Regions from separate parts of the Homo sapiens genome. Here region 1 is linked to region 2. The links are chromatin loops, found by intact Hi-C in ENCODE. Cell type or tissue: gastrocnemius medialis. All regions are shown on one strand. Links, peaks and the distances in the headings refer to the core of each region. The heading gives the core; the rest is flanking DNA. Region 1 overlaps DLG1 (discs large MAGUK scaffold protein 1). Region 2 overlaps DLG1 (discs large MAGUK scaffold protein 1).

Region 1 (16,928 bases), core at 7,420-11,419, 89 kb before region 2:
CTAGCCAAATAGTTGGATCATGCTAAATATATGGATACAGCCAACAGCAGTTATAAGCCCGAAAATCATAATTATAAATCTTGATTATAATTTAATAATATTACTTTTCAACTTCTACAAACAGGTAAATAAATAAAGGTCTAGAAATAGTTACGAAATAGGTATAAATTCAACTAATAAGAAAAAGATGTTTATTACAGCATAATCGACTTAAAATGAATTAACTAGTTATAATAAACATTTCTTTATGATCTCATTAACTATTTTTGCTGGCTATCTTACTACTACTACTTTAAAAAGCTCTTAAAGAAGAACTTCCAGACAATGATTTGGATGAAGCAGATCTCATAAATAAGCTATCTCAGGGGAATTCTGAAATGACATTTTAACACCTTCCCCACAAAAGCAGAGACACTCAACAGCACTTCACAGGCCTTAGAAGAGGTCCTCTAAGCTGGGACCATCCTTTGCAAAGAGGGCCTGTCCTTAACTACTTTTGCTATGTGCTAAGTATACACCCATGAATCACTAAAATGAATCATTAGGGCTGGCTGCAGTGGCTCACAGCTGTCATCCCAGAGCTGTGGGAGGCTGGGGTGAGAAAATCGCTTGAAGCCAAGAGTTTAAGACTTGCCTGGGCAACATAGCTAGAACCCATCTCCACAAACAAAAACAAAAACAAAAACAAAAACAAAAAACTTAGCCGGGTGCAGTGACACGCGCCTGGAGTCCCAGCTACTAGCTGAGGTGGGGGGATAGCTTGAGCCCAGGAGTCTGAGGTTCAGTGGGCTATGATCATGTCACTGCACTCCAGCGTGGGCGACAGAGCAAGACCTTGTCTCTTAAAAAAATCAATCTACCTACCTACCTATCTACCTATATATAATCATTAAAAGCAAAGAGAAAAGACCAGTGAACTGCACCAATACATGTAATTTAAGCAAGGAAAAAGAGAAGTGAAGCGTATTACCAGATATTTCCAAACATTTTGGCATGAAGGAAGAAATTCATGCCACCAAAAATACAAAATTTAAGTCCTCTTACTTACCTACACCAACCACAGACACTTTCAGTTTTCTCTTCACTGGTATAGCTAAATGGCACACTGATTTAATATATACTTACTTTGTTTTCAGTAACTAGTAGCTTTAGATCAATTTCTGCTTGGAGGCATCACTTTTTGTTGTTTTTTTTTTTTTGAGTCAGAGTCTTGCTCTGTCGCCGAGGCTGGAGTGCAGTGGTGCAATTTCAGCTCACTGCAACCTCCACCTCCTGGGTTCAAGCAATTCTCCTGCCTCAGCCTCCCAAGTAGCTGCGATTACAGGCGCCCGCCACCACACCCAGCTAATGTTTGTATTTTTAGTAGAGACGGGGTTTCACCATACTGGCCAGGCTGGTCTCAAACTCCTGACCTCGTGATCCGCCCACCTCGGCCTCCTAAAGTGCTGGGATTACAGGTGTGAGCCACTGCACCTGGCCCATATTTTCTAGTTATGTCACTGGTTACAATTCCATTTGAATAAAATCAAATGGCTGTGAAACACAATATAAAAAACTGAGCATAAAATCATTTTAGTAAAATAAATTTATTTTTTCAGTTCTGGTGATTATTTTTAATTTTTTTATGTGTATATTTTATATATATAGATAGATATAGATATAGATATAGATATTTAGACAGAGTTTTGCTCTGTCTCCCAGGCTGGAGTGCAGTGGTGCAAACTCAGGTCACTGCAATTTCGGCCTCCTGAGTTCAAGCAATTCTCCTGCCTAAGCCTCCCGAGCAGCTGGGACTACAGGCGTGTGCCTCCATGCCCAGGTAATTTTTGTATTTTTAGTAGAGACAGGCTTTCACCACGTTGGCCAGGCTCGTCTTGAACTCCTGACCTCAAGTGATCCACCCGCCTCAGCCTCCCAAAAGTGCTGGGATTACAGGAATGAGCCACCGTGCCCAGCCTAATTGTATATATTTAAGTTGTACAACTTAATGATTTTATATATATATATTATATATATACATACTGTGAAATAATTACTACAGTCAACCTAATTAACATATCCATTACCTCACCTGGTTGCCTTTTTTTGGGGGGTAAGAACACTTAGGACCGACCCTCTTAACAAATTTCAAGTACAGTACTATTACCTGTAGTTGCCATGCTTACATGTTGGAGGTGCAGAACTCACTCATCTTGTGTCACGGAAACTTTGTATCTCATTTCCCCATCCTCCTAACCCCTGGTAACCACCATTCTTCTCTGTATGACTTCGACTACTTTAGATTTCACATAAAAATGTGATCATACGATTTTTGTCTTTCTGTGTCTGGCTTTTTTCAATTAGAATAATGCACTCCAGGTCCATCCATGTTGTCACAAATTAAAAAAAATTTAAAAGAACATCAATTATTTATGTTGCCTCACATTCAAGTGGTAAGAAACAGGCATACCTGCGTTTACTGGGAATCACTCCGACCTCATCGCTCTCACCATCTGGTGTAACCTGCCTGGCTTGCCACCATTCATCATCAGAAGCATTAATAACATGGAGGATATCTCCAAATTTGAAGTTCAGTCCCTGACTGGGAAGCCCACTGTCTTTAGTCTTGTCATAATCAAAAAGGGCTCTAGAGTCAGAAGAAAAAAAGTCCATAATCACTTGTTATAATATTAATCAACATATCATAGGGTTCTGAAAGTATATGTAATTTGGGTAATTAAATATATCATAGTAGGCCAAATAATGCCCAGTTCAATTCTGCACTGCATACAAGATAAGACAAAAAAGAAATAGCAAAATCAACTTGCTATGAAAATACTGTATTGTATTATTTGTTTCTTTCAATATCACAAGACAAATTTTAAAAACGCTCTTGGATTGTAATCCAATGGTAAGTTATATTGAATTCTAAAATAGACAAATCCAGAGAGTTTGAAATTAATAAACAAAAAGTATTAAGATACATTCTTCTCTTTACTTTGATTAGATACATGTAGGAAAACAAATTCCCTGATATATTTGATTTATTAGTTGTGGACTGTACGACTAGATCAACATAGTGACTATTCTGTCCATTAATTATTCCTTCCATTTGTTCACAATACTAGAGTTGATAGAGTTTTCAGAGTCAGTAACAATGATGGACACTAATTACAGATGACTTTAACAGCTGCCAAATATTTTGGAGAAAGTAATAATTTAATACGGTAATTGCAAAGTGTTAAGAATATTTTAAAATTTGATAAAAAGAAAATATTGTGTGCTACCACTTGATTAATTAATGTACAACATTAAAATAAATCAAATTCTTAAGTCCAAATAAGCTCTCTCAAGAGTGTAAGAAAGGATCACAGCAATTACATTTATAATATAATTTATTCATTCTTTTGTTCTAATTTGGCAACTGGAAATTAGGATGAAAATCGTAATCTTTTTCACACTACCCAACATTTAAGAACCTAGCTCTTCAAGTAAAACTCAAGAGGGGTGGAATTACTTGATGGCTAAATAAATAAACTAGTAGTTAATGGTTTTTCAAATGAGTTCTTTCAAGTCTTTTCGTGGGGCTAAAGGTGCTAGGGAAGCAGGGGGGATCGTTAAGCAGGAGGGCTCACTTAAACATACATTCAAACATAGAGAAGATGAGGGCACAAATAAGCATAATATAAAATAGAAAATAAAGTACCTTAAGAGGTAGTACAAATGTCAAGACATTCAGAAAAGGAAAATACTAACTTCTTACATTATTATAAAAATTCATCTTTTGAATCACAAAATGTAACAGTATTATTGAACAACAAAGGAAATCACCCACAATCTCTACTTACGTTAGCATTTTAACATTCTCTTTTAATATATTTGATTCATAAAAAAAGAAACCCATGGAATACATGTGAGTTATTAATCGTAAGAGTGCAATGAACATCTGTTCACCTACTACCCAACCCAAGACTACACACAAAACCTTCATCAGTAATTCACATTCACCTGCGTATATTCCCTCTGATCCTGATTCCCTTGGATCAAGAGTTAACCACTATTAGAATGTAACTATCATTCTTAATGTTTATTTCTTTGACTCATTCTTTTTTGGTTGGTTTGGTTTTATCATATAATATGTGAGTGACTAAAAGATATAATGTATGTTTTTGCTTGTTTCAGAGCTTTATAAAGAGGTATTCTGTAGGTAGTTTTTTGCAGCCTTTTTTTTTTTTGGCTTTTGAAATTAGAAATACATTGACTAAAAAAAACCCCACAAGACTCAGGTGTGGTGGTGGTGGTGGTGTGTGCCTGTAGTCCCAGCTACTTGGGATGTTAAGGTGTGAGGATCCCTTGAGCCCAGGAGTCCAAGACAAGCTTAGCCAACAGGGCAAGACCCCATCTCAAAAAGAACCATGAGGCTTCTGATTAACTATAGCACACTGTGTCTATTTCTTCTCCACCCTGACTCATTAAAATGACAATAAAATACGAAAAATACAAAAGAGAGAAGACAACAGGGGAAGAGAGATTTTAACACATTTCTGGATGATGCTAATTAAATTTAGCAGAATGAAAGAAGCTATAAATGGAGTGGCAGCAGAGAGGGTTATAGAAACAAGTTTTATTCCATAAGAATCCTGGAGATGGTCATAAATTAGAAGTGTACAGTAGTACCAAGGTAGGCAGGGATAAGTTACTGTACTAAAAACAGAAGGTAGAAACACTGTATGTAGCACTTAGACCAACCCCACCAAAGTTCCTTTTCCCAGTCCCCAAACCCACAGAAGACCAGTGGTTTAGTCTCCAGAGAAATTGAATTTGAGGAGCTGTATACTCTGAAACTTGGTGGAGAAGGGGAAGGTGGTTGGACTGAAATGGATGAAAATAAAATTCTAGCAACTTGGTTTATACTATTGGCAGGAGACAGGGATTCTTCTCTAAGGATATTTAATTATAGAAAAGAACAGAATGACGTGGGACAGGAGAGAAAATTTAAGAGCCAATTTATCCCCCCCTTTACCCCACTGTCTTCTAGTTAAATCCATTATCTTCATTTCTCTATTCCTAAGAGTGGAAAACAATGAAAGGAACACTGGATATTTAAAGAATGCCTTATATAAAACACTAAAGAAAAAACCTCCAAGAAAATAGGATAGCTAGAAAAAAGGAATACAGAGAAAGCAAAGAATACAAAAAAGCAGAAGAAAATCTCAGAGACACACCAGATCATGTCCACAAAAGAAATGGAAGATGAGGGAGCTCCTGCAAAATAAAACAGGGTATCATTCCCTCCCCCACATTCCAAATTCTCTACTGGGGAGAAGGCAAAACAAAGTCATTTCAGACATGCTAAGCCTCAAAGGGTGCCTCCCACACACCTTTTCGCAGGAATTTACTGGAGGATGTGCTCTAGGAAGATTAATTGAGAAAGAAGAAAATGTGGCATCTAGGAAACATGTGACATAGTAGACAGCCAAAGGAAATAGAATAATGGCAAAAGGGAAGTCCCAGCTGAGAGCTATACAGCACGTTTACAGAGGAACTAGTCTAGACTGGAGCATAAAGATAGAAAAAACCTGAACTATCAGACCGTATGTGTGACCATATGTTTTCATCATGTGAAAAACTCTACAGTGGTTACTGGAAGATACAGAAAGATATTTAGTAGTAAGAATATGAAAAATCAAATAAAATGCAAGACAATTATTAAGTCCAGGAAAAATGAAGGGCTGCAGAAGAAAGGAGGCAGCTCATAGGGTACCACTCGACTGAGTCATGACAGCTATTGCATAGTCACATGACTGTAAATGCTATTAGTTTTATTAACAGAGATAGGCTATGTTTGGGTGATGGTGATGAGACTGAATGAGTGGTTTGGTTCTACACAGAAACGTTCTCATCTACCATGGTTGTAAGACTAATGCGCAAAACTGGTAAAGTAGAAGATAGCAGTATATGCATGTTATTTAGAAATATAGAGGCGAAGGCTTCATATTTAGAAATAAGGAGGTGAAGGAAGTTTGCTAGGAAAATGGAGGATGCTTGTTTCTGGAGAATGAAACTAGGGGCTGGTGCCGGTGACAGTTGTTTTTCATTATAAGTCTTTAGATAATATATGGTTTTAAAAAATAGAAGCTGGGCACAGTGGCTCATGCCTGTAATGCCAGCACTTGGGAGGCCAAGGTGGGTGAGGCCCATGAAGTCAGGAGATCGAGACCAGCCTGGCAAACATGGTGAAACCCCATCTCTACTAAAAACACAAAAATTAGCCAGGCATGGTGGCATGTGCCTACAGTCCCAGCTACTTGGGGGGCTGAGGCGGAAGGATCCCTTGAACCCGGGAGGTTGAGGCTACAGTGAGCTGAGATCGCGCCACTGCACTTCAGCCTGGGTGACAAAGTGAGACCCTGTCTTTAAAAAAAAAAAAAAAACAGAAAGAAAATAGAGCATTACTTCTCTAAAAATAACAAGTGAAGATTCACTAAATGTACCGAAAATAAATATAACCTATTATGTTCTGATTTTTATGCCTTTGTAAATATTTAATCAAGTACAAATAAAAGGCAACACCTATTAATTATACTAAAATTAGGAAATGTAGATAAGCAAAAAAAAAGAAAGTGTAAAAAAGAGAGTAGAAAAATCCATGTTCTTCCTTCTTCGATATATTTGTATATATAAAATACTTTTAATGACTTTGGAACACAAGAGTTTAATGAGTACTGCTAGAATTGGCGAAGGGAAAAAAAAATCTGATGCATTTAAGATTCCCACATCACTGGTAGGGTTATAAGTACCAAGTACAGCAAAAGACAAAAGGAACAGAAAGAAGAAAGTGAGAAAGGTTTGCTTTCATGATGTATCAGAGTAAGATTATGTGAAGACAGTAAGTCATATCATATGTAAACAAGTACAGAGTACCTGTTTGTGTGTATAGATACACGTGTATAGGATACATGTTTATATATGTAACATATCTCTCTCATCAGAAGGATAAATGAAACGTATTAGGAACAGGTCCCCCAACAGAATCAGGACGACTGAGATGATAATTTATAAAGAATGGTTCAGATTACTTACAGTGCTAATGTTACAGTAACAGTATAATAAAGTTATCAGTTAAAGTTCTACTAAAAGTATACAGAATACAAATACATTCGGATTTCTGTTTTAAGTCTTATAAGCCAACGAAATGAAAAAAAAAAAAAGAAACACCCCAGTTTATATACTAATATCACCTATTTATTAGACCTATGTTGCCACTTAACCTTTATATATTATAGGAAAATAACATATTTGCCTTCTCCCAAGTGTTTAAAAAATGCATGTAGAAATTTTCCAAATATGCATTATTTACCGAGGCTATTCACATTTTAAATTATTATTTACATATGCCTCCTTTGCTACTATGGAAATTGCCAGGTAATTAAATGTTACTTGAATGGAAAATATATTAGAAAAGGACAGAGGTTAAATCTAAGTGTTAGACATGATATCATCAAGCTTGTAGTCACTACTAACACATCAATCTGAAAACAATTTCTGGTCCACAGAAATTTCTTCCTTTATTATATCATCATTATTCAAGGATTACATAACTTTCATTAATAAAATTATTAATACAATAATATTCCAATTCTTGAAAGGCACACTGTCAGAGAGAATCAATAATAAAAAACAACACTGATTGGCAATATATTTTCTTACGGTAAAACTAAGTAAGTTATAGTGAAAAATACAAAATAATTTACATGCATAACTAATTAAGATTTGCCATAATTAGAAGTAAAAAAATTTACCTGACATAGAGGGATCGCTTCTGGCTAGTTCGAAGAGAACCTGACCCTGAACTAATACTACTATTCATCATCTGCTCCCGTAAATCATGTATTTTAGCTTCAAAACGACTGTATTCTGATGGAAGAAAAAGAGAAATAAATTGATATATTTTCAAAAAATAAGTTATTTGAAGATAACGTATTAAATATGTAAACTGTCCTATAATTGATTAAATGTGGTTAGAACCTTAAAATAGTAATATGCGAAAGATTTTGCCCAACACATAAATTTCAAAAAAAAATTATTAATAACCTAAATGTACCATAAATTAGAATTGGCTGAGTTAGAATTTTTCTACATGCTCTTTTAAAGTTTATACCACATTTAGTCAATTAAATGACAATTTCCATGCATCAGACAGCAGTAATCTTATATTACTGTTGAATTTAAGTGTAAATTTTAAAAATCAGGATTTATTCTAATTTTTATATTAAGGAAGAAACCTATAATAATAATTAATACACTAGATGCTTTGATTATTGACTTTTTCCCCTTGAGACAATCAGTTCATTTTACATACTTCAATATGGAACTTGTGCAGGGTCAACATTAAAGGGAAAAATATGCCTTAAACAAGTGATAAACAAAATTTATTTTAACTGATTTTATAATTTATAAATTATCAAAATTCAAGACACAAAAGCAATCTGAAGTAATATTTGTGAATATTTTTATTTAAAATATTTTTTATACAAAAATATGATTTTGAAAATGGACAATTTAAAGCTACATATTAAAAACTACTAAATCTATTAATGACAAAAGTTTAAGCACCTTTTCAAAAATATTGCAGTTACATGGTTATAAACACATATCTTTTTTCCCCTCTATTTATAACAAATTGCAGACAACTAGGTCATTTCAAATCTGAGTTTCTTATAAAGCCTGTCTTACAGCAAATAACTTCTCTGGGATTTTGTGTAGGTTAAGATGACAGAGTAAGAGTAAGCATGATTATTGTTGAGTTACTCTTTCTTTCACCATAATCATCAACTTTGTTTTACGGATAATAAGCTCAACTGAAGCAACAATTCATCAAAAAGCTTAGAAACATTTAAAATTCCACATTAATAATAAAATATTTTACTATCCTTTCAAAATTACAACAAAACACTTAAAATAAAAACATAAATAGCCTTAATAGTAGAATGTATCCATCATAATTAAATAAATATCAATCCATGGCAAGTTGTCTTTGGTATGTGTAGAAACAGCTAAACTATAGACTGATGAATGGAGATCATAAAAATATATCATGAGTTTATACTGGTTTTTCTAATGAAAAATTAGGACCACTGGGTTTTTACTTAAGCTCTCCTATTTTAGCGTTGTATCTGCTTTCTTGGATATGAGTAATTCTGGTTCTCAAGATAGTGGAGATAGCAGAATAAAAGTACCGGCATAATGACTTACTTGTTTTATCCAATATTACAACAGTGAATTAGACCACCAACACTACTACCATGATATGATTACTGTAAACAGTTAACTATTTCCTGTAGCTTTTAATCCTTAGGCTATAGCTAGAGATGTATGGTTGAATTATTGTTTTCTTTTTTTATTTTTAGAGACAGGGTCCTGCCCTGTTGCCCAGGCTGGACTACAGTGGCACAAGCATAGTTCACTGCAGGCTTGAGCTCCTGGGCTCAAGCAATCCTGCCTCAGCCTTCCGAGTAGGTGAGACCATCGTGTGCACCAACATGCTTGGCTAATTTTTAAAAAATTATTTTTGGTAGAGATGGCATCTTGCTGTGTTGCCCAGGCTGTTCTTGAACTCCTGGCCTCAAGCAGTCCTCTCGCTTTGGCCTCTCACAGCTCTGGGATCACAAGTGTGAGCCACTGTACCTGGCCAATTACCATTTTAAAATCACTTGGAATAGTTCCTTCCTGAGTATTACTGTTGCCAAGTGGATACACATTTAGATTCATTTGTACTTTATTTTCAACTTCAATTTGCCTTTAAAATTTTTCATTGATTTTATAAGTAGGTAAAATAACTCCACAGTCAAATCTATAAAACACAGGTATTTAAAAGTCCAGCTTCTATCCCTTTTTCTCATCCTATTCTGTCCTGATCCTTATATGTCAACATTTAAACAATATAAAGATACCCACAAACACGCAAATACATTTACATTTATTCCATATTTTTATATCTGTATATATGTGTGTATATATACACACAAACATCACAAGCATAATACATTTCTTTTCTTTTTGTTTTTTCAGACGGAGTTTCACTCTGTCACCAGGCTGGAGTGCAGTGGCGCGATCTTGGCTCACTGCAACCTCCGCCTTCTGGCTTCAAGCGATTCTCCTGCTTCAGCCTCCCAAGGAGCTGGGACTATAGACATGCGCTAACATGCCCAGCTAATTTTTGCATTTTTAATAGAGACGGGGTTTCACCATGTTGGCCAGGATGGTCTCAATCTCTTGACCTCGTAATCCGCCTGCCTCGGCCTCCCAAAGTGCTGGGATTACCCACTGTGCCCAGCCAACATTTCTCTTCTTTCTTAAACAGTAGAATACACATTTCCCTGCTTTGCTTTTTTCACTTAATAGTAAGTATATCCAGAAGATCACTGCACAATATAGAAAGATGTCATCCACGCTTTTTTTTTTTTTTACAGCAATATGCAGTCCTTTATTTTTAACCTTTACTTCTTTGTGGTAGGTATGACTCTTATGTACTGCACAGGGTTAAATTCTGCTTCATTAGCAAGCCTGAAAATTGTCTGCTTTTATGAATTAACTTTTGATATAACTGAAATTGTTCTCAGTTCTGTTCTTACCATCCTGTCTTATTTATTCAAGCTTTTAACATAAATAAACCAGTGGCAGATTATATTTTCCAAAGATGCCTGCATCCCACATGCTCTTGTACACTGTGACCTTGCAATTTCCCCATCGACAGGTGGAATCTAATTCCCCTCTCCTGGAATCTGGGCTAGTGCTTTGGGTCATTTGTATGCCAAAAAATGTGAAAGTAATCCCGTATGACTTTCAAGGTCAGATTAGAAGAGGCCATGAAGCTTTTGCCTGGTTCTTCTGTAATGCTTGTTCAGTGGAAGCCAGATACCATGTAACAAGACTGTTCTAAAACCACCATACTGCAGAGGTCACATGATGGTGCTCTGAGCCCAAACTTCTAGCCAGTACCACCAACACATAAGACAAGGAGAGCAAAGCCAAACTGGGCCCTCCAAAGCAGCTCATTTGCCACCTAAGTCCCACTAAGTGACCTCAGTTGATGCCAGAAGGAAAACAAGAACCATCTGGCCAGAATCCTGCCTGAATTCCTAACCTACAAAACCTATTAAAAGGCTGTTTTAACCTATTAAGCTTGGGGTAGTATCTCATGAAGCAACAGTAACTGGAGCACAGTCTCACTATATGGTTTGTTCTTTTAAGTGTGTGTGTAACAATTCAGACACGCTTGTCCTTTTGTTCTAATGGCAAACTTTTGTTTGGCTTTTGTCTTTTGGTCTCCTCCTACAAGCAATCTTCCCAGATTGGATTGGAAATACTATCCTTTTATATCCAGTTAAAAACTTTAAAGCAATTAGGAGGCTTATTCTGTTTTCATATTATCCTCAAATTCTGTCCCCATTTTCTAATAATTGTACCTTATCAAAATTGTCAGAGCATATAGCTTTTTCATGTTATATACTCTCTTCCTTATAATCTTCTTCATTAATGCTAACACCAGTCCTTATGTCAGTATCTCTCCTCCTATCATTTTGGATGTCTGCAGGTTGTTCTCTCACCCCAGGAAGTGTTTATACGAACACTATCACTCTATTTGTTGATATATTTGATTCCAGTTTTTATATGTGAAAGTCTGTTTGATTCAGCTTCTTCCTTTATTGAGTATGTTCACTCCATTGTCTTCTATAAACTGAGAACAACGGAATTTTCTTTCTTTTTCTGCTGGGGGAGGGAAGTGGAATTCCAGATATTTTTTTCCTTTAAATCCTAATCATTTTATTATGGCATTTTGAAGTGTAGTTTGAAATAACTTTTTTAATTTTAGAAAAGATTTCTTGTCTATGCATTTTCTAGCATTGTTTTGGATTTCTTCCTAGGAGACTCCTATTACATGCATGTTGAATATTCTTTACCTACCTTCTATACCTGTCACTTTCAAATCTTTTGTTTCTTCTTACTAATTTTTTTTAAAGACTAGAGCAATCACAAACTGTTTTTCCTGAACCATTTGACAGCAATTTGCCTTCTTGATGTCTCATCATCCCTGAATACTTCAGTGTGTATTTCCTACAGATATTTTCCTATATAACTACAAAACCATCAAAAGTAACATTAATACATTACTACCATCTAATGCTCGGATCCCTATGAAGAGTCACCAGTAATGTTCTTTACAGCAAAAGGATCCATTTCAAAGTCATTTGTTGCATTTAGTTGTCACGTCTTTTTAGATCTTTGAGTCACAGCAGTTTCTCGGTGTTTCCTTGACTTTGTGACCTTAATACTGTTGGAGATTACAAGTCAATTGTTTTGTAGAATCTCTCTCAATTTGGGTTTGCCTGAAGTTCCCACACAATTAGATTGAAGTTATCCAACTTTGGCAGGAATATCACAAATGTTATGTTCTACCCAATACATCTGTATCAGGTGGTACACAATTTTGATTTGTCCCATCACCAATGTTATTAACTTTAATCGCTTGATAAAAGTTGTGTCTGCCAGGTTTCTCTACTGTAAAGTTACTTTTCCCTTTTGCAAATAAATTACTGAAACTGTGTACAATTCTCCATTCTCATCAAACTTTCAATTAATTCATTTATTTATATGAGTAAAAACTCATTATTTCCTACTTTATTCAGTGGGTTATAATCTGCCATTATTATCACCAACTGAATGCTGAGATTGCTCCTGATTTGGCCAGTGAGAGTCCCTTGAAGTTAGATTCTGGGTCCATTTGACATGTCTCCAACATTCCTTGAGTACTTGCTTGTTTTCTGGCAAAGGATATTATAGAACAATCTAGCATTTTCTTTGCCTGACTCCTGGGGAACCTGCCGTTTGTCAAAAAAGCCTTAGTAATTTCAGTGGGAAATAATATTTGCAAGGCAAGATCTGGATGCTAGGTGCTCACTGCTCTTGGGGTGGCACTAGGCTCAGGCCCTCTCAGTGGGCAGAGCCAGGGAAAATAACATACACACAGATACATACACACTGACGTAGATATTTATGTTTACATCTGTATCAATGGAAAACCATCCCTTCAAACCAACTTCTTCAGTTCTAATCCAGTATTACAGGATTCATGTTTAAGTTTTCTTCCCTTCCATATTTGTAACTCTCTTCTCAACAGTGAAAATTATGAATAACAATAACCTAACATATATATTAATTTGGTCAATCTGAATTTGAACAGCCATCCACTTCCCTGACTGGGCTCTGAGCATTCCCATATGTGCTTTCCTCACCAGCCCTCAGGCTCTGACTCCTGAAACCAAGGCATTACCCTGCATGGAAGCCAACCTCATGGGTAAGTCCAATGGGCCACCGAAAATCTCCTAAACCTCTCCAGATGTGAGGTGTAGATTAAACTATTTTTCTCTCCTCTACATAATGGCTTTAGGACTAAATTGATCAAGTTGTAGAAAGAGAAGGTCTATTTTTGCTTTACAAATTTTTCTTCTTTTTCACCTTCTTGGTTTAAGGAAGTATGTCTCTTTTAGTCAAATTTAGTTTTTAAAACAATGTTTTTATTTCTACTAATTTTCTGAGTTCTATCAACTTATTGATGTTGTTCTTCGACATACTCTATCATTTTTCTTTGTTTCAAAATATTAATTTTATTTTACACTAGCTTCATAAACTATATGTCTTTCTGGTACAGCTTGACTGTGGAGACATTACGCTAATCCTTATTTTCACTTTTCAAATAGGTTTCCATGGATTTGACTGTGATCTTTTCCTACTGCTCATTTTAATATGAAATTAGTTTTCCCCAACTTTTACATAGGAGTTACGAGTCAAGATAGGTTTTCTAACTTCACAGCTCTAGAACTCTCTATTTTGTTGTTTCTCTCAAGTGTTTAAAGACATGACCTCAGACACTGTGAGATTTCCTGAAACTTTACTTACCCCCATTAATCTGAACCTTCTATTTCCTTTGGCTCTATTATCCCTATCCTACTCAATTTGGATTTTATTCCCAGCAGTTCTTCCTTAGTGTGGGGCTTTAAATGGAAAGGGAACTACAGCTGGTTAACTGTGTCATAGGGCCCAGACTGCTCGTGGCCCCTTCATATCTTAGTGTAGATTCCTTGCACTCAACATGCAGATTGTACAAAAACTCTTATAGTTCACTTGGTGTTCTCAAATTTACCTACTGCATTTTCTTGTGAGGACTGGTTAACATTGGGCTTCTCCTGTTGCATCCCCTTGCACAGATGCTGATATCAGATGGTCTTGTAGCTGTTAATACCTTGTTTACATCAGCTTATATTTGGGGTTCATAGGATATCTTTCATCTTTTTGTCTAGTTTTATTGTAGATTTTTAACAAATTTTGGTTTGGCTTTCCTAATTTTTTTGAGGGAGAGGAGGAGTTTTGGGCGATTCAGTTTTAAATCTACTATCTTTTTTTGTACTTTCTTTTTTTTTTTTTTTTTTGAGAGAGAGTCTCGCTCTGTCATCCAGGCTGGAGTGCAGTGGCGCGATCTCGGCTCACTGCAACCTCTGCCTCCTGGGTTCAAGTGATTCTCCTGCCTCAGCCTCCTGAGTAGCTGGGATTACAGGCGTGCACCACCACGCCCAGCTAATTTTTGTATTTTTAGTAGAGACAGGGGTTTCACCGTGTTGACCAGGCTGGTCTCAAACTCCTGACCTTGTGAGTCGCCCACCTCAGCCTCCCAAAGTGCTGGAATTATAGGCGTGAGCCACCGCGCCCAACCCTCTTTTTGTATTTTCTGTTAGTCTCACTGGTTTATGTTTCTATTATTTTACTTCCTAGAAAACAACTAGGAAGTGATGACTTTTCAATATTACCTTTGTTTTTAATTTTACTATTTTAAATATAATTTATTTGTATTTCTGTATAATTTTATTTTTAATAAAGGCTATGTTTTAGTTTGAAAAATATCTGAAAATTTAACTGGCTCTCCCAAGCCCGTACGCTGTTGCTCTTGAAACAAAAGAGACTTCTCTGCTTCCTTAGCCCTGAGTTCCGAGTTCCTAGTTTCCCTTCATGTTTTGTTTGCTAATTCCTTAAAAGTTCTGCAATGCTTTTTAAATAAGATGTGTATTACATTTCATGTAGCATTATTAGTTTTTAGCAATTTTGCTGATCTGATTAATAGAAGTCCTAGTGATTTAAGATAGTCTACATTTTAGAAATTTAAAAGCTTTCTGTGTAAAAAGAACACATTACTTTTTAGTGATGCAGAAAAATATTCTTTCTTAATGAGTAACTAAGTTACTACAAAGCAGTTAACATAGTCTCAGATATTAAAAATTTAAGATACTGAAGAGCTAAGTCAATTCCTGATAATTTCTTAAATTTGTGATCTATTTCTTTCACTGTATTCAGATCTTCATATTTATAGTCTTTGCTTAGAGTCTTCCCACCCGCCCCCACCTCGCTCTGTTGCTCAGGCCGGAGTGCAGTGGTGCAATTCCGGCTCATCGCAGCTTCTGCCTCCTGGGTTCAAGTGATTCTTGTGCCTCAGCCTCCTCAGTAGCTGAAATTACAGGTATGTACCACCATGCCTGTTTAATTTTTATGTTAGTAGAGACAGAGTTTCATCAAGTTGGCCAGGCTGGTCTTGAACTCCTGCTTTCAAGGGATTTGCCTGCTTTGGCCTCCCAAAGTGCTGGGATTACAGGCGTGAGCCATTGCGCCTGGCCAAGTCTTTGCCTTACTCTTAACAATTCCTCACAGCTACCTTTCTATATGTTCAAAACATACTTCGGCATTTTAAAGTTACTTTTCCTTTAAACCTTCTATTTCATTTACCTACTTAAGATTCCTACCTTTTCCTTTTGTTTCAATCAATTGATACTTTTAGTCCTATCAGTCTCCACATTTTACCTATCCTGTGTATATTTTCGTAAATACTCCCACCAACATATTTTTGTTTTGTTTTTAAGGTTTTTTTGGAGACAGGCTCTTGCTCTGTCATCCAGGCTGGAGTGCAGTGGCACGATCATGGCTCATAGTAGCTCTGACCTCCTGGGCTCAAGCAATCTTCCTACCTTAGCCTCTCAAGTAGCTGAGCCTACAGGCATGCATCACTATGCCCAGCTCATTTTTAAAATTACTTGCAGCGACAGGGTGTCCTATGTTACCCAGGGGATCTTCAACTCTTAGGCTCAAGTGATCCTCTTGTCTCAGCCTCCCGAAGTGCTAACCACTACACCTATTTTCTTAAATTTTTATTTTGACGGAAGAGTTTCATCCCTTTTTTCAGTTAAGTCATTTACACTCCTCTCCTAGAATTACATCAAAACTCAGCAAAGCTATAATTTTACATAAGAGATTTTCTCCATTCAACATCTCAAAAATTCCTGTATCAAACCATATTTCTTGTCATGAAACGTATTAGGACGTATCTGAACTGCTGGCTACAAGTTAGTATGTATACGCTTATACAAGGAGAGATATTTAAAAGCTGATTTTTTCATTTGATATCCCCTTTCAAATTTTAACCTTTGTTTTCACCGCCACACTAGAAGTAAAAAGTGAGGAAGGGGTATGGGGGAAATTGGACTTCCTCAATCTCTTCTTAACATGCAATCCCTATAAAGAAAAACATTCATTTATAACTGTAATAAAATACATTAAACACAGATATTAAACCCAAGAGAAACAATTCTCAGAGGATGGATACTATTAATTGGCCTAAAGAAAAAGGGAAACTATTTTTAAGAAGGCCAGTTAGTTGTTTTAAGTACAATAGCTCTCTGGCATACTCGGAGGATTAGTTCCAGAACCCCACGTATACCAAAACCCGTGCATGTTCAAGTCTAACAGGAGGCCTTGTGGAATCTGACAGGCATATGGCATTTTCTATCCCAGTTTGGTTGAACAGCACGTGCGTAAGTGGACACTCGCAGTTCAAACCTGTGTTGTTC
Region 2 (16,928 bases), core at 5,499-9,498:
CATCTGTAATCCCAGCTACTTAGGAGGCTGGGGCATAAGAATCACTTGAACCCGGGAGGTGGAAATTGCAGTGGGCTGAGATCGCGCCACTGCACTCCAGCCTGGGCGACACAGTGAGACTCTGTCTCAAAAACAAAACAAAACATTTATTTACAAAAACAGGTGGCAGGCTACATTTGGCCTACAGATTGTAGCTTGCTGACTCCTGCTTTAGCTGCTTTTAAAAAAGGAGAAAGAAAAGGCTAAATAAGTCAATGAAGAAAATAGAAAATGGCTTTAAGACACCTAAGTTAACTTTTACTAACTATAAATGGTTTAATTCTGTTGCAATTCTTAGTCTACAATAAAAATAAGCCAATTCTCTCTCCCCAAAAACCATGGAAGCGACAATTTAAAAAACAAGGAAACAAGATATACATATGGAAATTTCAAGTTTCACCTACAGTTCTTTAAAATATCTTTAATTAAAAAGTCTATATAATAAAGCTGTGCTCTTACAACTGAAAAAATTTTGCCTCTATACTGAATATAGCCTTCCAGTTTGGAAAAAAAGTGATTAAAATGATATGATTTTTATTCTCTTTTCTTTGTTCTCCCTTCAAAATCCTGCTATGGTACTTAGTTTGGCTAAAGCAATTAATTCTTAATATTGATATGCATCTTGTTTGTTTTCTTTCTATCTTACAAAATACTTTCCAACTGATTTCTTTCCAAATTTATAACCCTTTGATACATCAGATCATCCTACCAAGATTAGTCAGATTTATATACAGATAAATGAGGGTGGGATCTGTTTTAATTTAAATGCCAGTTTATTGCTCTTGAACGTGGCTGTTAAAAAAAAATTAACAAATAATTAAACACCAGGTTATAATCCCCAATTCTTTTTCTCAGAACAACAAAACAACACAAATTGTAAAGCAATCATTTGGTTCCACTCTGTCACAGCTGTAACTTCTTCACATTTCAAAGCTGCTCCAGTCAAGAAGTCAGAGTTTTGATTTCACAGATACTGAAAATACTGTTCAGAAATGCTACCAAATTGGGGCTTAAAGGAAAAAGAATGAATAGGAAGTGCTCCTGTTACGAAGTGAGGAGGGAAAATCTTTTAAATAAATGCCTGGAGGGGCAAGTTGCGTGTATAGGCTTCTATAAAATTCCACTGCTCCCAGGTGGCACTGCCAGTTGGTTTGTATTTGCATACGCCTGTTAAAATTACCACATCAGTTGGTTTAAAGTTTTCTTTAAAAGGTGGTAACTGTAGGCTACTGTTCTCTACATAGTCTGAACAACTATTTTTACCTTTATCAAAATTCTAAACTTTGCTATAAAAATGGAGGGCTGGAAATGTTATCTAAATAATAGTGCCAGGAAGTACAAGGAATAATTTAAGAAAATTTATTTAAAGAGACTGATACTAAGTAAAATTTTCATGATAAAAATTTAAGTTCTTCAGATATGTAAGAGTATAAATGCTTCACAATTTTTTCACAGAAGGATCTGAATTACTTCTGAAATTCACAACTTTACAAAATCTGGTAACATAGACTTGCTAGTTTTTAAGCCATAGTGTTACATAAAAATGGCTTGGGAAATTTACAGTGATCCAACAATATTTAGAAGTTCCAAACTTCCACTTCGTCAACAGCAGATTAAATAAAAATTAACACCTGTATAACATCTGTTTATTCATTCAACAAATATTTATCAAGTGCATTCTCCATGCGAGGCTCTGGGGATACCAAGGGAAAAAACCACACACCCTGTAGCATCAGCTCTTGTGAAACTTACAGTTTAGTGGCTGACATTAAACAAAATCATTATCCAAATGACTACTGAATTAGAGTCGTGATAAGAGGTATGAAGTACAATTCTCATGCAAACAAACATTACTTGAAAATACAGGAGAAAAATGTTGCTCAGGCTGACTTGCCCTGATCCCATAAGCATGGTTCAGTCACTTTTCAGCACTGTTATTAACACATTATTTTAAAGGTTAACTTTAAAACTTCTCTGAATATATTTAGAATATATAAATTATAGCCTGTGAAACTTCTTTTTGCCTATCTATCCTTGACAGAAACGCCATCTAAACAATCAAGACACTATACAGAAGCTACAAAGAAGAATAAAACACATTTCCTAACTATAAAGACCTTATATCATAAATTTCAAATGTCTTCAAGCTAAGCCAATCTAATCTACATTAAGACACCAATTTTATAGTTTTTAATAGACTTTATATATTTTTTTAGAGCAGTTTTAGTTCCCATATGCCCCCTGCTCACACACATAAACTATCCATAATCAACACCCCTGCATTTCTAATGTACATTTGTTACAATCAATGAGCCCACACTGCCACATCACAAAGTCCATAATTTACATGAGAGTTGACTGTGGGGGCTGGATATTCCATGGGTTTTGACATGTGTTTAATGACGTTTCCGCCATTATAGTATCATACAGAATGGCTTTACTGTCCTAAAAATCCTCTGTGCTCTATTATTTATCCCTCTCACCTAACCCCTGGCAACCACTGATCTTTTTATTGTTTCCATAGTTTTGCCTTTTCCAGAACGTCATCTAGTTGGAAACAAGGGTGTGTATCCTTTTCAGGTTGGCTTCTTTCACCTGGTAATATTCATTTAAGGTTCCTCCATGTCTTTTCATGGCTTGATAGCTCATTTCTTTTAGTGCTGGGTGATATTCCATTGTCTGAATGCACCACACTTTATCCATGCACACACTGAGGAATATGTTGGTTGCTTCTAGGTTTTGGCAATTATGAACACAGCTGTTATAAACATCTCTGTACAGGTTTTTGGGTGGATGTAAGCTTTCAATTCATTTGGGCAAATACCAAGGAGTACAACTGCTGGATCGTATGGTCAATTTTGTAATTTAAAAAAGCTTATATAACCATTGTAACCAACTACTTTTGGTTTAATCTTCATCTCTATGCTTTTCTAGAGTGTCCTATTGAACAAATGATATAAATTTTATTTTTATTTTTTATATTATTTTTTATTTATTTTTATTTATTGTACAAATGATAAAAATGTGTTGAAACAGTGTTTAAGAACCAATTTTTGAGTCAGTACATGTAGGTGCACTGTAAAAGTTTCCAGAAAAACAGAAACATAAAATAGATCCTACAATATTTTTTGTGTCAAAGGGGGAACAATTGATTTCCAAGTCTGAGTCATCATATTAATTTCGCAAAGTTAGTAGCCTTTTGAGTAGAAAATTAAGAAACAAATGTGTCTGCCAAGGGTCAGCATCTCACAGCCAGTACAACAGCGTTTCCATCCAAACTGTGAATGTTTGGGGAGTCAATACCAAAGGAGACTATTTCCACCAATTTCTCTGGAAAATAACCTATCAATTAGAGTCAGTATTTTCAAAGCAGTTTAAGAAGATTGTCTACCTACCCTATACGTAGTCTACTTTTTAGTACAAAAGCACTACACTAATGAATATGAACAATTCCATTCCTTGGAGATGAAGAAAAAATATTTTATCAAAACACAATTATCATTACACATGAGACAAAATGAATGTGGTATGTACCGATAACACGGTTAGGTCAATCAATCTAGGATGGTCCAAGATGGAGATGTCTTGGTGTGAATTTCAGACCTGTTGCCTGGTGGGAATAGTCAGAAAATAAATGGTTATAACAGAGTGACCCCATATGCCTCTATTTACTTGGGAAGTCTGTATTTATGCCTGTTGTCTCACTTTAATTATTAATGATTCCCTCTTTTCATTAAAGTATCCTAGTTTGGTCTGAGTTATATAGTTATCCCAGTTTTGAGGAAATTGAATTCTCTTCTCTCCCTACCTCATTTCCTTGTGTGTATTTCTTCTCAGAGGGCAAGTAAGAATCATCAGTTAGAGAACTATTACAATGCTAAATAAAGTGTGATGCGCGCTTCACAGAAAGTCTAAGGGAAAAGACAGACAAACACACCTGCTTGGGCCCTCCTTAGCACAAGTTCGTATGTCCCTGTCTCTTCACTCATTCAACAAATATTTTCTGGTTATCTACAGTGTGCCAGCCACTGTCACAGAAACTGAGGATACAACAATAAACATAACAGAAAAATCCCACCCACATGGAGCTGACAGTCAAGTAAAAAGACAGTAAAAAATGTATAATAAAGAATCAGGTAAGAAGACAGAGTAATGTCTGGAGTGAAGGGGTGCTACCTTAGAGGAAGCAAAAAATATTAACGAGAGAAGTTAGATGTCTACTGCTGTAGTTCAGGCAACATATTATTGAATCAGTAGTTGCAGAAGTGTTGAAAAGTGGCCAAATCATAAATATATCTTGAATAAAAAGCCAACAGGATTTGGCATCAGACTGGATACGGAGCAAAGAAAAAAGGAATAAAAGATAATTTTAAGGGTTTTTGTCTTCAGCATCTTAGTGAATGGCATACTGAATAAAGAAGATTGAGACCAATAAAACTAGAAATTCTCTTTTTAATATGTTACCTTTCAGATGCTTAACCGAAGTGGAGATACTGAGTAGAAAGTTAGATATAAAAGTCTAATGTACAGGGATTAACTCTGGAATAAAGAGAAATACTGATGGTATTTAAGGGCATAGGACTAGATGCGATCACCTGAAATGTGAGTATAAAAAGAGAGTTCAAAGACTGAGCCCTGAGACATTTGAACATTTAGCAGTAGGAAAAAGGAGGATACTATAAAGGAAAATGAGGCTGGTAGAATATTAAAAGAGCAGTACTATCCACGAGTCAAAGGAGAAAAAAGAATTTAGAGGAGGGAGTAATCAATTGTGTTAACAGTTGTTGTAGGGTCAAGTAAAATGAACACTGAGAACTGGCCACTGGATTTGATAATCTACACTCACACAACGAGGGTTTTTTGGATGGTTGTTTTAATGAAAGATATTATAGCAGGTGTACATCCTGATAGGACTTATAGAGGCAAGTCTAGGGGCAGTACAGAGGCAAGACAGATGATGCAGTGAAGAGAGAAAGGGATTTCAGAAGTTCTTGAACAACCAAAGGGACTACGATCTAGTACAGAAGTGAATATGGGTAAGCTTTAGGCACACAGTTCATTTATTTTAGCAGGCTGGAACACAAAGCAAGATTATTTATTTGAGAATAAGACCAGGAATCAGGTATTGGAAGTTTAACGTGCAGTCTGCGAGTTGGTATAGAGAAGGCAGAGCTGCAATCCGGATGGTCTGGACTTTCTGTGGTGACAGGCTAAAAGGGATTTAGGATCTAAAAATAGTCCTCATGATATGTTTGGGGGATGCTTAGGGGAGCTTGGTACCAAGTGGATAATCACTTAAATTTAGTCATCTACACGTGACTGGTTTTCACCAATTTGTAGAAGGGAGTGCTAGGAGGGGAGGAAAGGTCAAAAAACTGGTAGTCTCATCAAGAATTTCAAAGGCTCTTTGGGGCACCTCCCTTAAATCCTGTAATTAAAGGTGTTGAGATCTCTGGTTCTTAAAAAAAGTGGATGGCTTGTACTTACAAATTAACTTAATCAGTCAACAATATTTACTGAATGTTTGAATGTACTGCGCTATCCTAGGTGCAATAATTCCTAATAATCTATATCTGAATTTGTTCATATACTATTAGAGTTAAATGATATAAAAATAAGCTAACAGGGGCACCTAACTCTAATGTAGCACTTACTCTGTGTCAGATGCTGTCCTAAGTACTTTATTAATATATACATTAAATTATTTGGTAGAAGTGACTCAATGACACTGATACTGTTATTCTCTCTATTGGACAATATATCCAATGCATAGCTCTAAAAATTAAATCCTCTATAACTCAGAAGGCATCTGTTTCAGACAAACAATATTTTTTAAAGTGTACAAATTAGCCTAAATATTTTTCCACACAGGCACTTGAACAATGTTTTCCTATATTTTTGACTTAGGACAGGGTTTTTCCTCTAAGCAGATTATTCAACTCAGCTAATATTTACTCTTTAAGAAAACTTTATTATTCTATTTCAATTCTGACAAGTTTTCATGTCTGTTCCATATTCCTAAGAATACAGCTTTGCTGCTCTCAGCTTAATTTGGCATGTTGTGTTTTTTTTTTGGGGGGGGGGGGGCTTTTTGAGTATTTATAGTGCTCTATATGTTGAGATTTTCAAGTAGTCCAAAATGTATGAATAGCTGCTATACACACATTCAAAATGACTGAACACTTCACAGTTATTTAAAGTTCATATGATTACTACTGACATTAATAAACGTCGATATCACTAAGTAAATAAAACTTTTCACCTAGGCGTTAATCAAGTAAAGTCTAGCAGCACTGTGCTGGAGTTCTATAAAACCCTGCTGAATATAAAAACTGGTCCCAGATTGGAACAGGACTGTGTATGCTAAGTAGGACGGGGCCGATTATTGAGTGACCCTCAACACAAGAATAGGAGGGACGCTGAGGGTGCGGAACCAAGGAGGGCTTCGCAATGCATAGAGAACTTTTTCTATACTAATCGTTTGAAATTAAGGACAAAAACACTATGAAGCCTCAAACTGAAAAAGTTTCACCAATGTAATTCATAAGAAACTCATTTTTATTTAACATTAAAAAATAAAACAACCTCTCAAAAAACCCACAATGTAAAATGAGATACAATGAAATGATAAAACTGAGAGACAGTGTGTAAGCTATTTGGTTATCACTACTGAGTGGGGACTGAAAGGGGTGAGGAAATCAGGGGAATCGGGGCAGTGTGACTGGAGGATAGTATGAAGAATGGAGGGGAAGAAAAGGCAGTGGAAAAGGAGATGGGCTGCTGTGAAAAACCAAAGACACTTGTGAGGGAAGAGAGAAGATCCAATCAATACAGGTACTGAAGAGGTATTAGATTAGGTGTCATATTTTGGAAGGCCAGGAGATAACATTTGAGGTGAATGGAATAAAAATTAATTAATTCTATAAGCATTTATTAACACCAACTACATGCCAAACCCTAACTGAGAAGCTAGGTGTCTTGCAAAAGTTTATAACCACTCAGTTTCCTTATCATTCAAAAAACATTAATGACTTCCTCCTGAGTTCCAGTATCATAGTAGAAAATGGCACATAATCTTAGTTATGAACATGAATACCTCCAGCAGACAAGCAATTTAAATGAATCTGTAAAATAAGTACAGGTTCTTTTTATGTATTGTGTATATTTGGGGGGATATTAAATCAGATACTTTTCATACTGTATTTGGGGGGGATACTAAACCAGATAGTTTTCATACTAATAGAACTTGATTTATAACAACTCTCCAATCTGCAAAAAGTATCATGTGGCTTAGTCATATGGAATTAGATTCAAAGTTAATCTTTCTGTCAAATCTTAGAGTATTTTTGACATCAGTGAAATAAGAGACCTCTGTTATTTACCAATCGCAGTACAAAACACTATGACCTTATTATATTCATAGGTATATATTATATGCTCTAAGTATGAAATTTCAATCTACGTTGTTTCTAACAATAAATCCCTTAGTGCTGCAAAAGAAAGCTGCCAGCCATGAGTCAGTAAGTGCAATTTAAAAAAGTATTCTAGTATCAAGTAAGATCCAATTATATCTCAAGTTATTTTTCAGTCCCATTATATTTTAACTTGTCAAATCAACTCCAGTAAGTTATAAAAAAATTAAGATATATAAACTATCCAATGTATCAGTTACAAAAATGTATAAAATGAAAAACAAAATGTTGGTACTCCAGTGCAAGAAAAACAGAAGCTAAAACCTCTACCCTAATACTCCTATTTCTAGAAATAAAATAGAAAGGTAATGAAAAAGACAAGATGAGAATCAGGAAAGAGGTCTGAAAGAAATAAAAACTATTAATAACTCATATACTAGCATACAGGAATGCTCTGAACCAAACTGGGTGGGGGCTGTCATGTAAAATGGCTTTGCAGAGCTGACTGCGAACAGGGGTCATGACTCTCTTCTGGCGCAATCACAGCAACGTTCTGCTCCTACTCCCAAGCGGCTATAACGTAACTCTGTGGTTTCAACACTTTATACATGAACTACTTTTCCTGTCTTTTCATTTGCCTGCTTTTAATAAACCGAGTGACAGATATATCAATGCTAGTGTTATCTGTGCATACATATATAGAAGGGTGTGCATTTACATAAACCATATATATATATAAAAAGTTCTAAAGATATCTGTCTTGTTGACAATGGAAAATATCATCTAGTATTAATCTACAATGAATAACATTGTCAACCTTTAGTCTTTGCATCCTTTCGTGATATATGTAATTGCAGTCAAAATAAGGTTAGTAAAATTCTTGGGGCAGTATTCAATTTAAGAGTTAAATCAATCGTTGCCCATTCAATAAGTTTTGATTGTAACTTAACCTCAATGCCTACATAATGACTCCCCCTTCCTAGGTAATTCCATTTCTCCCAAATATTTGAGAAAAGTAAGTAGAATTTCTTACTTAAGAAAGCTGATGTTATTTTAAATCAACACCATTAAAAGACAATTCTAGTAACCAAAAACAGTAAAGAAATTTATAAAAAACATATAAAGAAATATAGAACTGTTGACAGTTATAGTTTATATTTATTGAGCTGCTTCTATTATTTTCTTTAAAAGACAGCTTTAAGGGAATTTATTTTAAAAGGTCCTAAGGAATGTGTATGTATGTATTTTCCTAATTTAAATATCACTGATGTCAGAGGACAAATGCATTCTCAACTTGTTTTTAGACCATTTCTCGTCCTTTTATTTTTACTAAAGTTGAACTGACTGCTTAAAAATATTTAGAAATATGAATATTTCCTCAAACCACCCTTGTAGCAAACAATAGGTATTTCAAACAATTATTAATTTTTCTTTATTTTTCCTCCCATAGACAATAGCTCATTTCCTCAAAAAGTGGTGTTATGTGATTTTTTTTAATTTTGAGAGACTTTTAGTATTTGCTCATCTCTTTAAATTGTGATTTGACTATGTGAAAAAATATTCCATGACTGTGTAATTGCACAAGTTCACTTAATTTCAAATTAAGCTAGATAAATAATATTTACAAAAAACGATTCATTAAATCCCTTGAATAAGCCATAATATAGCTAAGATGTCAGTATATATAATACTAGCCAATTATATTAAATTGAATCTATTTTCAAAACACTGAAAAATGAAAATATTTCAAAGTATCTTCTGTTTCTTTACTGTAACAGTCTCCCTAAGGTTATCTAATAACATACAAAAACTAAACAAATCAGCATTTTCTTTGGTCAGACATCATACTCTACAGCATTTAGCACAGTCTAAAAAGGAGATGAGCATTATTAATTCATATTTTATGTATCAATGGGCTTATATTTTTAGAAAAGTCATTCAATTGAATCTGAGGCTATTTTGTTTGGTATTACATAAGAGCATAAGGAAAAATATTTCTTGTTCCCCCTTTTGTGCTAAAGACCTACACGGATGGACAGAAAACATACATTTCTACACATCCAAGGTTTCAAGGCTATTCTTTAAATAAAAAATCTATATTAAGACATTTTTACAGAGCAAACGTAAACAGAAATAGATTGAAAATAATTTCAACAAGTGGTATGTTACCTGGGTGGAGCTGGTGGCTACCGAGATGCAGTCAATAAAGCTGTGTCTTCGAGTGAAAAATGCAACTATCTGCTGCCAGCGTGAAGGTTCTGGCTCAGCTTGCAGTTCATCTGACGAGCCCTTTTTTGCCCAGTGTTTCTGCTTTGGGCCTGCTGAGCCATGGCTAGAGCTAGTATTGCCTCCTCGACTGCCGCGAGAGTATAGAAGTGTGTTGTTTCCGAAAATGTAATTCATCTCTGCAGCCCTGCAGGTGGTTGCCAAGCAGGCTTACTTCTCTACCAGCTGCTGAGTGGTGAATGATCGGTAAAAACTGCAGCTACAATTACAGCAGCATCACTTGTAGATCAGTGAAAATAAAAACCTTGAGAAATGATGCTCATTTTCTCAGTGATTTCTTCCTATGAAAGAGCTCGTATCTTCCCTCTGTACCTGTTAGCTGTATGATGGCTGAGTTTATTTTTGCAGACAAAAAAGACGACATAAGGTGGATTTCTTTCTCATGATTATTTTTTCACCAGCGTCTGCAGGAACCAAAAGCTGTTCTTTTGTTAGCTGATAACTAGATGGATTGAAATCCAGGAAGTGAGGTCGATTAGCAGGTAAAGAAGGATGCTATAAACACTGGACTACCAAGACCCTGTGGGGCTGCCTGATTTAATGCACTGCGTGGAAAAACCCTGGATTACCAAGTTTCAACCACAGTCTGTAGTAAAATCCAATGGCACCTTCACTGCTTATATAAATTATAAATATGAACTGAATTAAAACATATAAGAGGATTCTCTCTGCAAATAGTTCTGACTGTTAAAATGATTTCACTAAAAGAATCTTTGTCATTCATATCCAAATTTCTACACCAGGCAGATCTTACACATTATCTGGCACTGGCTCTAAGTTGTTCAAAGGTGCTGCCTACATTAAACTCTGACTATCTAACGATAGCGCTTCATTACAAATGGATTTTCCTTTATCATTTTATGTAATGTATTGGTTTTTAATGATTAACAACTGGGTCTCAAGGTAGATTAATTACTAAAACAAGTATTTTGCTTCTGGAACCTTTATGATAAAAAAGAACTTTCAAGAAATTATCAGCATCATCTCTCTAGTATTTTATAAACATTCATATTACAAGGTCATAAATTTCTAAAAATGAGAAAGAATTAACGCTGGTAAATTTTTCGTTTTATAATCAGTGAAATGTGTTTTATCCAACTCTACATAAATACCACTCTGGTTCACCAAATACTATCACCTGATTGCTAAAGGAACATATTCTAACATCTAATATTTAGGTTAACATAATAGTTCGCCTGAGAATTGCCTGGGGCGCTAGTTATATATGCAGATTGGTGTATCCTCTCCCCATCAAAATGTTTACGGGCAGGGGGAACCTGGGAATTTTTATGTTTAAAATGCTTCCCAAGTGACTCTTAAGTACCTTCAAGTTTGAGAACCACAAACTCCCAAGCAAGCCCTCTTAACACTGTGCTATATTAGTAATTACAACAATGGTCATTTTAAAACAATATGTGAACAAAAACGCTACTTGATAATTTACTATTGGTTGAATAATCTAATTTTTAAGCTGATAAGAGCATATCGTAAGTCCCAACCTCAGCCATGGATATTTTTTCGGATGTGGACTGACAGAATCTTCCTTGTCTACGTGCTTACCAGCACCAACTGGATGCAGCCTTTTGTCAAACTACAATGTTGAGGTCCACTGCAAATCTTGACTCCGCAAGAAAACATGCTAATGCTGTCTCTATGATGCGTCTGCTGAGAAGTGAACATGTGCTCAGTAAGGGTGAGAGCCATGTGGGACTCTTGAGGGCAAGATATTTTGTGACAGAGATTATACCAGAAAGTTTGGTGCTTCTTCCCAAGGACTGTGCCGGCAGTAGCTGACAATTTATGGCCCCAGAGTGATCCTATCTAATTCGGAGTAGAGAATGTAAGAAAATACTAAGGGCGGACAGGTAACTAAGAATCCTCTTGTGAAGGAAAAAATGAAACCTCCCAGAAAAAAATTCAAGTTTTGTTATGGACCAGGTACCTAGTAAAGACCTGATTAGTGTGGTTTATATAAATGCTACGGTAATTGGTCTGGCCCTAAAATATGTGCCTTGATCCATGTCTGATGAAAACTTCAAGGGGAGGAGAAAACTGATATGGGTTCTGTTATTCTGAATTAGTATGGATGAAGATACTGAATACAACTGTTGAATGCAAATCTCCTACCTCAAACTGTAAACAGTACCAAAAGACATACAATAGTAGGCTCTTAGTGAGCATCTATTTATCCTACAGAGCCAGAGAACTTAGGGGTCAATGGTAGGCTCTTAGTGTGCATCTATTTACCCTACAGAGCCAAAGAACTTAGGGTACAATCTAAAGTTGACAGATCACTGCCTCCCATATTTCCCCAATGTACAGGGAAGAAATACTTCTTGATGCAAATTTCCTATCCAAATCCATTCACATCAAGAAAACAACTTCAAGTTTTGGGAAAGACTTCTTTATGAAAATGTCCTGTTACATGACCTACAAAAATCTAGGAACACCTCATCCATTGGCCAGTAGTCAGTATATGCACACAAAAAATCTATACCTAAATCACAAGAGGGGTTTCACATGAGATTAGACTGGGAGGTGGAAGGCGGAAGGCAACCAACTGTTCTTTGCTTTAGAATATCCTCTCTCATTACACAGCAGAGATGAAAGATAAAAACTCCATTAAAACCAAATTTAAGTTCATTAAAGAAAAACCTGGAAAACCTATTTAAAATAATGGATGAAAAGATGGTATGCAATCTAAACCACCAAAAGGAATCACTATTAACATCTTAATATGATATACAAAGAATATTCTTTTTTCCGTAATGTGTTTTCTTTTTCAGAGTGATAATATAATCTATAGAATTCTAGCCTAAACAATAGAGAAAGCTTAAGTTAGTAAACTAAATACGATTAGTTCAGTGGATTACTATGTAATTCAAAACATGATTATGAAAAATTTATGACTATGAGGAATATTTACAATATTAAATGGTAATAAAAAGTTAAAAATTTATACTGGATAGGCTCTCAATTATTTGTGTACGTTTCTAAAGTCACAAACCCAGCAGTCTTTAGGTACAGAAACAAAGGCAAATACTAAATAATCTTTTATTTGTTTGTTTTTGAGACGGAGTCTCACTACGTTGCCCAGGCTGGTCTTGAACTCCTTGGCTCAATCCATGCTCCTGCCTCAGCCACCCACGTAGCTGAGGTTACCACCATGCCCAGTTTACTAAATAATCTTAGTGAAAAATGTAAAAAGGTAAAGGACAAGAGGAAAAGCAATACTGAAACTCTAAAGTACAAAAAAAACCCACCAAAAACCCAAAGTAACTACAAAGCTAATGTAACGTAAATGCAATATAACAGGCATTTTTATTACTCTTTTCTAATGTGGGCTATTAAATTTCAAAACATACAACTGTATTGAGATAAGACAAGACTGAGAAGAGTGACAAGAACACAGATTTGCTATTTATCTAGAAAACCCTCAATGTCACACATACAAAATCCCTTCTGTATGAGCACCATCTAGTGGTCAGTGCATGCAAACTATATGCTCACCTTAGTATACCAGGTCCATGATAAAATTCAATCATGTTTCTATATGTTCCAGAGATGTAAAGATAAAGTTGATTTCAAAAACTGCTCATTATATACTAGAAACAGGAAAACTTCTATTCCTCTAGCATTTGGTTCAAAAGGCTTATATTTGCTTGTGTCCATTTTTCTGCCACTCCCATTTCTTACAATTTTTTAAAAACTACTAAGAGCTGCTAGTGATTTCATTATATTCTCAATACTACTGGATGAAATAAAATGCTAGGAAATATACTTATTTAGCACAATTATCTGCTCATTGACCCTGTTTTTTCTGTTTGATTTCAAGTCCCTCTTAGTAATGTTTACTTTGTATACAATAGTTTGAGCATAATTTTCCTTGCCATTGAAGACAAAAACCAAATATAAATTACTTGTTTCTTCAATGATCACTGCATCCTCCCATACACTCAATAATACTCCTACTGTCCTCCCTGTTGCTTCATGTACATTTCAAACTTTTTGGGAAAAGGCTGAGGTTTTTATTTGTTCGATTTACTGTTCTAACAATTTTTCCTAATTCTCAGCTCATTTTCAGTTTTAGAACCTTGACACTACTCTTACATAACCCCAAAATTTACCCACTGTGTCCTTCTCTTCGACATTAAGATTTTTAAAAAACTATTATATCCCCTATTTCTTTCTTGATATTCTTCCCAACACTGGCAAGAAAGTATCCCTTTCAGAGTCTTAAATTATAAAATCATAATTATCTTTATGCCAAGCCCTGAATAAAGTAACCCAATCACTATCTTACTTTACTCATTATTCCAGTAAGGAGAGCCACCACCATCCACTACCACCACCACCACCACCACAATAATCTAATAGATTAATTCACGGCATGTTTCATGGTGGCAAACCTTTCATAAGAACATTCATCATACAGGTCTTTTAGATTTTGCCCTCATTTCCTAACATGCACCCTAAGTATCAGCAATAATAACATAAACCTTCCTGCATTTCTACAGTTTCTTGTGATTGTCACCCTTCCACTGTATTTATTTACCCCAGTAACGGCCTCCTCCTCTGACTTGGCATCTTACACATCCTTCAACACTTTATGCAAATGTCAACTTGCTTTTTTCAGAAAACTCCAAGAATTTAATTTCTCCCTCTTTCATGTCACATCATACTGTGTTAACTATCTTTCCGTAAAAAAATACTAATCACTGATGTCTAACACAGTTACTAGCACAGATGTTTAATAACTGTTTGCTAAATGCATGTATTGCTTGACACAACTAATATCCTAGCAGTTGATTTTTAAAGCATCTATTAAATTTTATTTTTACCATTAGCTTTTATTAGAATTGTGAAGACTAAAGCTGTGCCTAATTTACAATCTACTCAGCAAACCACTGTTAATTCTAAGATACTTTTTCAAATTATAAAATAATAATTCATATACTGACTTCTACATGCAGCGTAACAGCTGTTCACTCCAAACCACAATACTATAAAAGAGGAAAAGCTCTCTATATTAGCTTTTATTTTAAAAAAGAGACTACTAGTCTAATACTTGACACTGTATTTTAAATAAATTGTTGAGCTTCTTATAACATTCTGGTTTTTTAAAAATTAAGATGAAAAAGCATTAAAGCTTGCCTTCTTATGTCAAAATAAGGGTTGTTTTCCTTCAATTCCGGTTTTCTAACAAAAAGTTAAAGGAACCCTACCTACTCTGCTATAATGCTCACCTGCTCCAAATCTATTACACCCCTCAAATAATTATTTTACGTGGCATCTGCCACAGTAACCTAGGAATGAAAGAGGGGAAGCAGGTAGAAATTCCCCAAACGAAACAGTCTTAATCATTCTTAAATTACAATTCTATCAGAATACAATCTGTCAGAAAGTTTCAAGAACTTGAGAAACGTTCATATTCTTCTGACTCAGTAATCTGACTTCTGGTAATCCATCCAAAGGAAAGAAACTAAATACTTTTCATGTCCAAAGATTACTCATTGCAGGTTTCTTTACAAAACCTAATAAAAATAGAGATAACAGATATCTGAGAGCTGACATGGTCATCAAATTATGGTGCAAATATATCAGGCAATATTATGTATCAAGTTTAAAGTTTTTAAAGTTTAAATTTTTAAAAACTTGATACATCATATTACACAGGAAATATACAAGAAAATATGTTTAACAAGTTTACAATAGGAAAAAACATTAACATATTAAAGTGTGATTTAGAAACAAATGATAGAGAATACACACAATTTTTTTCTGCTGGGATTGAAAATCCTTATCTACTCAGTTTGCAAATATGAATCAGACAGCCAGCAAACCAAAGTGAGGGAAAGGGGACTAGTGAGGGAAAGGGGACTAGTGGTTTCACTTAAGAACCCCAGAGGATGGTTTATAATTGTTTCAGAGACTGATCCTGTTAATACCTAACAAAAGAGAACAAGATGAACAAGGCAGAGCAAGAGAATGGCCCACAAAGATGGCCAGGTTTTCAGACGCTTCTCATAGAACCAGCTGAATGATTATCATAATATCCTAAGACTCAGGAAAGCATGCTGGTACTTTCTTGATCTTAACAAAACGTGTCAGGAAAGGTTTACATATGACTACACAAAGATCGCCACTCAGATAAGGCCATGACAAAATGCCAGCAACTGCAAGATTTCCACCAATTTCAGAAATGGTAAATGTGGAAAAGGTAAGTCTTAGAACTGATGATAAAGGACACTTTAATTAATAACATACTCCTTTAAGCCTCTATAAAATATTTCTTTAAAAAGCTGTGAGGGACATAATCCTTTATCATTGTCAGAATAAACAAAAAGCAAGTATATGTAAAGAAAAAGCAATTTAAAGCAGATACCAAAAAACTGACTTCTCATCTCTTATGGTCAGAAAATTAAGGAAGAAATGAATCAGATTAAGAAAGCAGTGAAAATCTTAAAGTATGAATGCTTTCTCTCTCAATACTATCAATTTAAGTCTCTCACTCTAGAAGGAGGATTCGACAAATGATGTCAGAAGTTTACTTGTAAATATTAATAGCTCAACACAGATAGCACAGTAGTGCAGGAAAATACCTCAAGCTTTGCATTCACGGGGGACTAGTTCCAGGACTAGTCCCCCGTGAATCCTCGCATACTGTACCCAAATCCTCACATACTGAAGTCCTGAAGTCAGCTATGCACTTACAGGAAGTCAGCCCTCTGTATACTTGGGTTTTGCATCCTACAAATACTTTTATGTTTGATTGCATTTGTTTGAAATCTGCATTTGTTTCATCCGCATATAAGTGGAGCAGTGCAGTTCCAACTCGTGTTGTTCAAGGGTCAACTATAGTAGCCGTAATAGTGGTGGCACAATGCTTCGCAACTGTGCCCGCACATTAGAAACACCTGGAGAACTTGTAAACCTCCCAAAGGCCAGTCTGCGTTCCAATTCACATCCCAAGATTGATCACCTTGCATTTAATTACAAGAATCATATACGGAGATGGCTGCTAAAAGGGTTTTGTCGGCCGGGCGCGGTGGCTCCCGCCTGTAATCCCAGCACTGTGGGAGGCCGAGGCGGGCGGATCACGAGGTCAGGAGATCGAGACCATCCTGGCTAACACGGTGAAACCCCGTCTCTACTAAAAATACAAAATATTAGCCAGGCGTGGTGGCGGGC

What was found. Hi-C counts contacts between places; a loop is a spot of excess contacts. Peaks named below come from ENCODE experiments on the same cell type or tissue, not always from the same donor. Only the 100,000 strongest peaks of a DNase experiment are listed, where the experiment ranks them.
Region 1: it touches region 2 in a loop (2.4-fold over the local background); 2 of 110 quality-filtered maps call a loop at or near these places.

What each region holds. Positions count from the first base shown.
Region 1 is chr3:197,083,131-197,100,058 of GRCh38, forward strand. It overlaps DLG1 (discs large MAGUK scaffold protein 1), which reads right to left. Exons shown (of 25, transcript NM_001366207.1): 15 at 7,782-7,896; 16 at 2,450-2,626. Among named protein-coding and RNA genes, the nearest start is that of MELTF, 62 kb to the left of the region's middle. In gastrocnemius medialis, for the core only: no CTCF peak of the experiment used is centred there; no DNase peak of the experiment used is centred there.
Region 2 is chr3:197,173,955-197,190,882 of GRCh38, forward strand. All of the region lies in intron 5 of DLG1 (discs large MAGUK scaffold protein 1), which reads right to left. Among named protein-coding and RNA genes, the nearest start is that of MIR4797, 110 kb to the right of the region's middle. In gastrocnemius medialis, for the core only: no CTCF peak of the experiment used is centred there; a DNase peak (open chromatin) is centred at 7,967; H3K4me3 peaks cover 311 bases; H3K27ac peaks cover 539 bases.